2 separate regions of the Homo sapiens genome follow, and region 1 is linked to region 2. Evidence: chromatin loops called from intact Hi-C (ENCODE). Cell type or tissue: tibial artery. All regions are shown on one strand. Links, peaks and the distances in the headings refer to the core of each region. The heading gives the core; the rest is flanking DNA.

What was found. Peaks named below come from ENCODE experiments on the same cell type or tissue, not always from the same donor. Only the 100,000 strongest peaks of a DNase experiment are listed, where the experiment ranks them.
Region 1: it touches region 2 in a loop (4-fold over the local background); 101 of 110 quality-filtered maps call a loop at or near these places.

Annotation. Positions count from the first base shown.
Region 1 is chr18:3,230,925-3,233,838 of GRCh38, forward strand. It overlaps a transcript of MYOM1 not described here. Among named protein-coding and RNA genes, the nearest start is that of MYOM1, 12 kb to the left of the region's middle. In tibial artery, for the core only: no CTCF peak of the experiment used is centred there; no DNase peak of the experiment used is centred there.
Region 2 is chr18:2,925,857-2,928,770 of GRCh38, forward strand. LPIN2 (lipin 2) reads right to left here. Exons shown (of 20, transcript NM_001375808.2): 11 at 2,735-2,804; 12 at 1,866-1,955; 13 at 867-949. Among named protein-coding and RNA genes, the nearest start is that of LPIN2-AS2, 40 kb to the right of the region's middle. In tibial artery, for the core only: no CTCF peak of the experiment used is centred there; no DNase peak of the experiment used is centred there.

The sequences.
Region 1 (2,914 bases), core at 186-2,685, 300 kb after region 2:
CAGAGAGGTTAGGCAAGTACCCCAAAGTGACACAGCTACTAAATAATAGAGCTGGGATTTGAACCCAGTTCCAGCTGGCTCTCAAGCACCATTATCTTTGCTAGACAGGAAAGCACTCAATGCCTGCACTACTCATACCCCTTCCTGAGGAAAGCTGCCCTGCTGATGTTTAGAACTAGGTGACCTTGCTTTTTGATCCCAGGTGATGGGTCATTTCTGATCTAAAGGTAACAGTGAATGGCCTGGGCCAAAAAGGCGAGCCAAGCCAATCACACTCCTCCCGTAAGAATTTGAATTTGAAAAGACTGAGTGTCAATACACTTAATAGAAGGAACGAAAGTCAAAGAGGCTGAATCAAGGTATGCCACGGGTGTATTTGGAATCAGATGAGCCACAGCATGCTGAAATTATGAGGGACCGCAAACTAAAGTTAGCAAAGATGGGTGGCAGGGAGCAAACAAAACAAATGGGCTTAAAGAAGCAGAGGTGCAACTGGAGAACAAACATTTGGCCCATGAAACCCTTGAGAGAAAACCTGAAGAGCCAAGCCTTCAAACTACCTCTGTTTTCAGCAGTAATCCAGTCATGTGTATCCCTAAAATATGCATCCTTTTTTTTTTTTTTTTTTTTTTTAGACGGAATTTCACTCTTGCTGCCCAGGCTGGTGTGCAATGGCGCGATCTTGGCTCGCTACAACCTCTGCCTCCCGGGTTCAAGCAATTCTCCTGCCTCAGCCTCCCCAGTAGCTGGAATTAACTACAGGTGCGTGCCACCACGCCCAGCTAATTTTTGTATTTTTAGTAGAGACGGGGTTTCACCATGTTGGCCAGGATGGTCTCGATTTCTTGACCTCGTGATCTGCCAGCCTCGGCCTCCCAAAGTGCTGGGATTACAGGCATGAGCCACTGCGCCCAGCCGCATCCTTTTTTTTTTTTTTTTTTTTTAGTTAATTGGACTGTCCCTGTTCCTTGCAATCAAACAAGCCAAAATAAAATATTCTTTCTATTAAATGTTTGCTAGTGTAGATATTAAGCTTTTACTTGTCATTTACCACAAAAAGTTTCCATTTCAGTTATTTCCTTGCTTTTTTTAATTATATTTTGAATTTTTAAAAGTAGAACCCGGCCAGGAGCAGCGACTCACACCTGTAATCCCAGCACTTTGGGAGGCTGAGGCTGGCGGATCACCTAAGGTCAGGAGTTCAAGACCAGCCTGGCCAACATGGTAAAACCCCGTCTCAACTAAAAATACAAAAATTAGCGGGGTGTTGTGGCACACTCCTGTAATCCCAGCTACTCGAGAGGCTGAGGCACAAGAATTGCTTGAATCCTGGAGGCGGAGCTTGCAGTGAGCCGAGATGGTGCCCTTGTACTCCAGCCTGGGCAACAGAGTAAGACTCCATCATGGAAAAAAAAAAAAGTAGAACCATCCGTCATATAATCAATAACCACTTTACTAGTCAAAAACTTAAATTCATGCAAATGATAGTAACAGAAAGCAGATCAGTGGTTGTGTGGGTCTGGGAGAGGGGACAGGTGGGAAGACTTGGGAGCAATGGGTCACAGTGGAGCCCGAGAGCACTCTGGGGTGATGGGTATGTTACTATCTTGATTGCGATGATGGTTTCACAAGTGTATACATGTATTAAAATTTGTCACTTGGTACAGTTTAAATATGTGTAGTTTATTGTGTTCTAATAATACATTAGTTAAAGCCATTTTTAAAAATGTCTACTCTTCTTCCCAACAAGGATACTTATACAATTCTATTCAACTTATTATGCTTTATGTTCCATGCTTACCTATAATTCACCTGCAGTTGTGATATATGCTATAAGAAATTAATTATATGTTTATATTTTTCAGTTTTAATAATCTATTTTCCAACTGTATTTCACATAAATATGTTTCACCATTGGAAAATCATGTGTTGAGCACTGCAGTTTTAAATTTATTTCTATTAATATTTTTCATTCCTTGGCCAATTTTCCTATTTTTAAACGTAGTACAATCTGATTTGGAGGTTTGAAATTTTGTTCCTTTGTAGTGTTTTAAAGTCATGCTAAGGCATGCACCCTAATGAGCATTTTATAATGGAAAGAGCATATAATAGAAATAATTACTGTAAGAACTAGTATAGATATATTAAAGATTTTATGCATTGTTCTCCCCTGCCTTGGACAATAGTTTTTATTGTGCCTTTATATGTAAACAAGATCTGTCTATGGCTAATCTGGCCACTTCTACTACCTATGTACCACAAAAATTTATTTTTGGACCTAGTGGACCGTACAGAAGTTTGGTAACAACATTCATCTGGTTGAGTTTCAACACAGGATTACTTTCATCATTTACCCACTTGCTAAAACTCCCTTACTTTTTCTACTACTTTTGTTCCAAAGTTCTTAAAGTTTATAGATTTAACTGAGGTTTTACTAAGCACACATGACATGGCTAGCACTCTGCAAGGTATTGAGAGTACAAACAGAGTAAGTTACTCTTGGGAAGCATGTCCCCTTACCCGCTTACTATCAGGGCTTGCTCTTTTTCCTCAAGCAAATAATGAACTGTGTAGCACATGGCAGGACACTGAATAATAGACCCTGGTAAAGCCCCTCCAAACTTAACCTATGGCTCTCTGGCCCTTCAGGGATTACTGGGTAGCACTGCCAGCCCACAGCTTTAATGCTTTACTGAATCAACACTCTGTGAGGTAATGCAAAAAGAGGTGTTATGTGTTCAATGCTGACAAGTCATATGAATGGAAACTGTCCACGGATTCATCTACCATTCCTTCTCCAGAGGAAAGAAGAACTCAATCAAAGTCCATAATACATCTACAGGTGGCTGGTAGAGGCACTGATTTCAGTGGAATTAGGCCTTGCTGGAAATTCTGCAAGAGACCATACAGACTC
Region 2 (2,914 bases), core at 290-2,789:
TTAGCCAGGGGTAGTGACACTTGTCTGTGGTCCTAACTACTTGGGAGGCTGAGGCAGGAGGACTGCTTGAGCCCAGGAGTTTGAGACCAGCCTGGGCAACACAGCAAGACCCTGTCTCTACAAAATACAAATTTAAAAATTAGCCAGGCATGGTGTCCCACACCTGTAGTCCCAGCTACTTAGGAGGCCGAGGCAGGATTGTATGAGCCGAGGAGCTATGATTATGCCATTGCACCCCAGCCTGAGTGACACAGTGAGACTCTAGAAAAAAACAAAAACTAGTAAGAAAAATTTTAGACACCCCTTAAAAGATATAGGATGGGGGGCGGTAAGGGGCAAGAAAATAAACCCTCAGCCTTAGACACTAAATGAGACAGCCAAGGGCTGGGAGAAGCAAGCATGCACTGGCCGGGGGAGGTGGACAGGCAGAAGCAGGAACACGGCGTATCGCGAGCAACTCCTCTCAGGGCTGCTCACCCTAACTGTCCAAAGAATGCTGTTTCTTCCAGGAAAGGAAACCCACCCAAGCCAACCTGGAGATTATTTTGTATGTCTCCCTTTGGCTCCGGATGGGATGCAGGGGGAGCAGAGGCACCTGGGCCAACATGGCTGAAGCGTTCCTCACGGCCCCTTCCCATACGCTGGCGCCACGGCTCCACAAGGAGGCAGGGTATTTATTTTTCTAAGCTGGTGATGTTTTTTAGAAAAGCAGTTGTCATCTGCTGAGTGGCACAAATATATCACAGCATGTAGTATCTGCAGAAGATACTCCCAAGAACTAAACAAGCTGCCAAAATCAACTTAGAAGTAATGGCCCTGCTAGAGGGCCTGAGTGCTATGAGCCGGGCAGAGGACAGGGCACCCACCTGGCACCGGCCGGCTCCTTGGAGCTGGATGGCAGGTCACTGGCTGGCGGTGCCTCAGATTTTCCCTCCTTGGATTCTGGCAGCTGTAACAGCAAGATGATAATGGCAACATGCAATTTTTTCCCTACAGATAAGCCAAGTTCATCAGCAGCCCTCTCTAGGAAAGAACACAACTGCCTTCTGAACCCACAACTTAAAAATGCTCAAAAACCAGACTTTCTCTATTCTGAGCCAAAGAATTAGAAACCTAAGACAGAAGTCATGTGCTTCTATGCAAATCACTGTCCCTACAGACCCAGAAGGAAAACATTTTAAGAGCACCATTTCAAGTCACAAAACATAATACAAGCGACCCAAACTTGTTAGGTCCCCAGCTTCCTTCTCCTCCTGGGAGTAACTCACCACGTGCAGAAGGGACTGAAAGGCAGCCCCCTTGCTGACGTGGACATGAACTTGGTTCAGGCAAGACTTCCCTTCTGACATTTGAAAAACAGGTGAGAACTCCCTGAACCCTCTTTTTCAGAAGGTGTTGGGGAAAAAAAGACTTGCTCTGCTGCTTGTTTAGTATGGTTCTCTGGATGAATTTCTATGGAGACCTGGTGGAACAGATTCTGGTTATTTGCATCTGGAACTATGCAGGCAGACGATAACCTTCTGCTCCTATCTGATAGGTAATACAGTGAAGCAGAAAGAGCACAGGCTCTGGAGTCAGACTCAAGGTCTTGCCCCAGCTCCGTCTCTCACCAGTTATGTGACTTCGTGAAGCACCCAAGTTTCCTTACCTGTGAAATGGCAACTCGAACATCTCTAGTGCTGAGCTACAGTAAAGGACCACTTGGGACAACACCTGCACGTCCTAAGTGCTCAAAAATGGAAACTGCTATATGGTAAAATAGCCCTATACAGTCCAAATTCCTGTGCCTGACAAAAAGGTTTTTTGAATAAATGAAAGATTCATTTCTTTCAGCCCACGGAAACAATGACCTCTAGGTCTGTTACCTGTTTGGTCATGCTTTCTCTCTTTCGCCAAAACCACCAGCGACCAGATTTCTTTGGCATCTTGTCTTTCACCCAGGACTCAACTGTGGCCTGAAAACAACCAACCTGGGTTAGTCTGGGCAATCTACTGGCCACACAGCACCTACCTTCTATGCTAGCCTGAAGGACGGGGCCTTACTATGGAATGTGAGAACGTGACCGATGCTCTCTTCACACCTCCCAGATTCCTCTAGCGTTTTTAACACCTCTGAGAGACAGACCCCGTCCTGCTTTCATGGCAGCACAGCTCTGTGGCATGAGACCAGGCGGTCTGCTATGTAGGACCTTAGGGGCTGACAGGTGGGCAAATCTCATTTATCTATCTTTGGAAAATGTGGTTCTCATGAGTTAAGAGGACCAACTAGGCTGATGATGTCTTCTTGGGGGACAGATTAAAAACCAATTGTGAGTTTGTATATAACAGGTATGTTAGCCACCATCTGCCCTAACCACACTGATGTCAAGCTTCTCTTGGCTACATCACCTTCTTCTTGCTGCTTCTTCCCATATTAATGGGAGAAAAAGTTTTTTTCATTCATTCCATATTTAACTTATGATTAGTAAAATCTCTCAACTTTTACAGACCATCAGAAACTAGTATTTATGTCTAATAAAAATGAAATAAAGAAGTGGCAGCCCTGCTAATTTCCCAGAGTTTGGGCATGAGATATTTTTAGTGGGTACATATGACTTTGATCTTTTATATTAAATATTAAGCTCAAGTAAAACTTTGAATAGTACCCAGTTCAGAAATATGCACATATGGATTTGTGTAAGTACTAGACACTGCGGATGCTTTCGGAAAGGCAGCAGATGGTGGATCGCCTCACCTTAGGCAAGCTCTTCTGGAATACTTGCAAGCTAAGGATCATGGGAGCTGCCAAAGCCCAGTTATAGTAACTGTGAGAAACAAAAATTGTGCAAAACCATTACACAGTGAAAGTGAGCAAGAGAGAGGGGAGGGAATCAGGGAGGGAGGGAGGAGGGAAGTGACATATAAAATTGCTTAT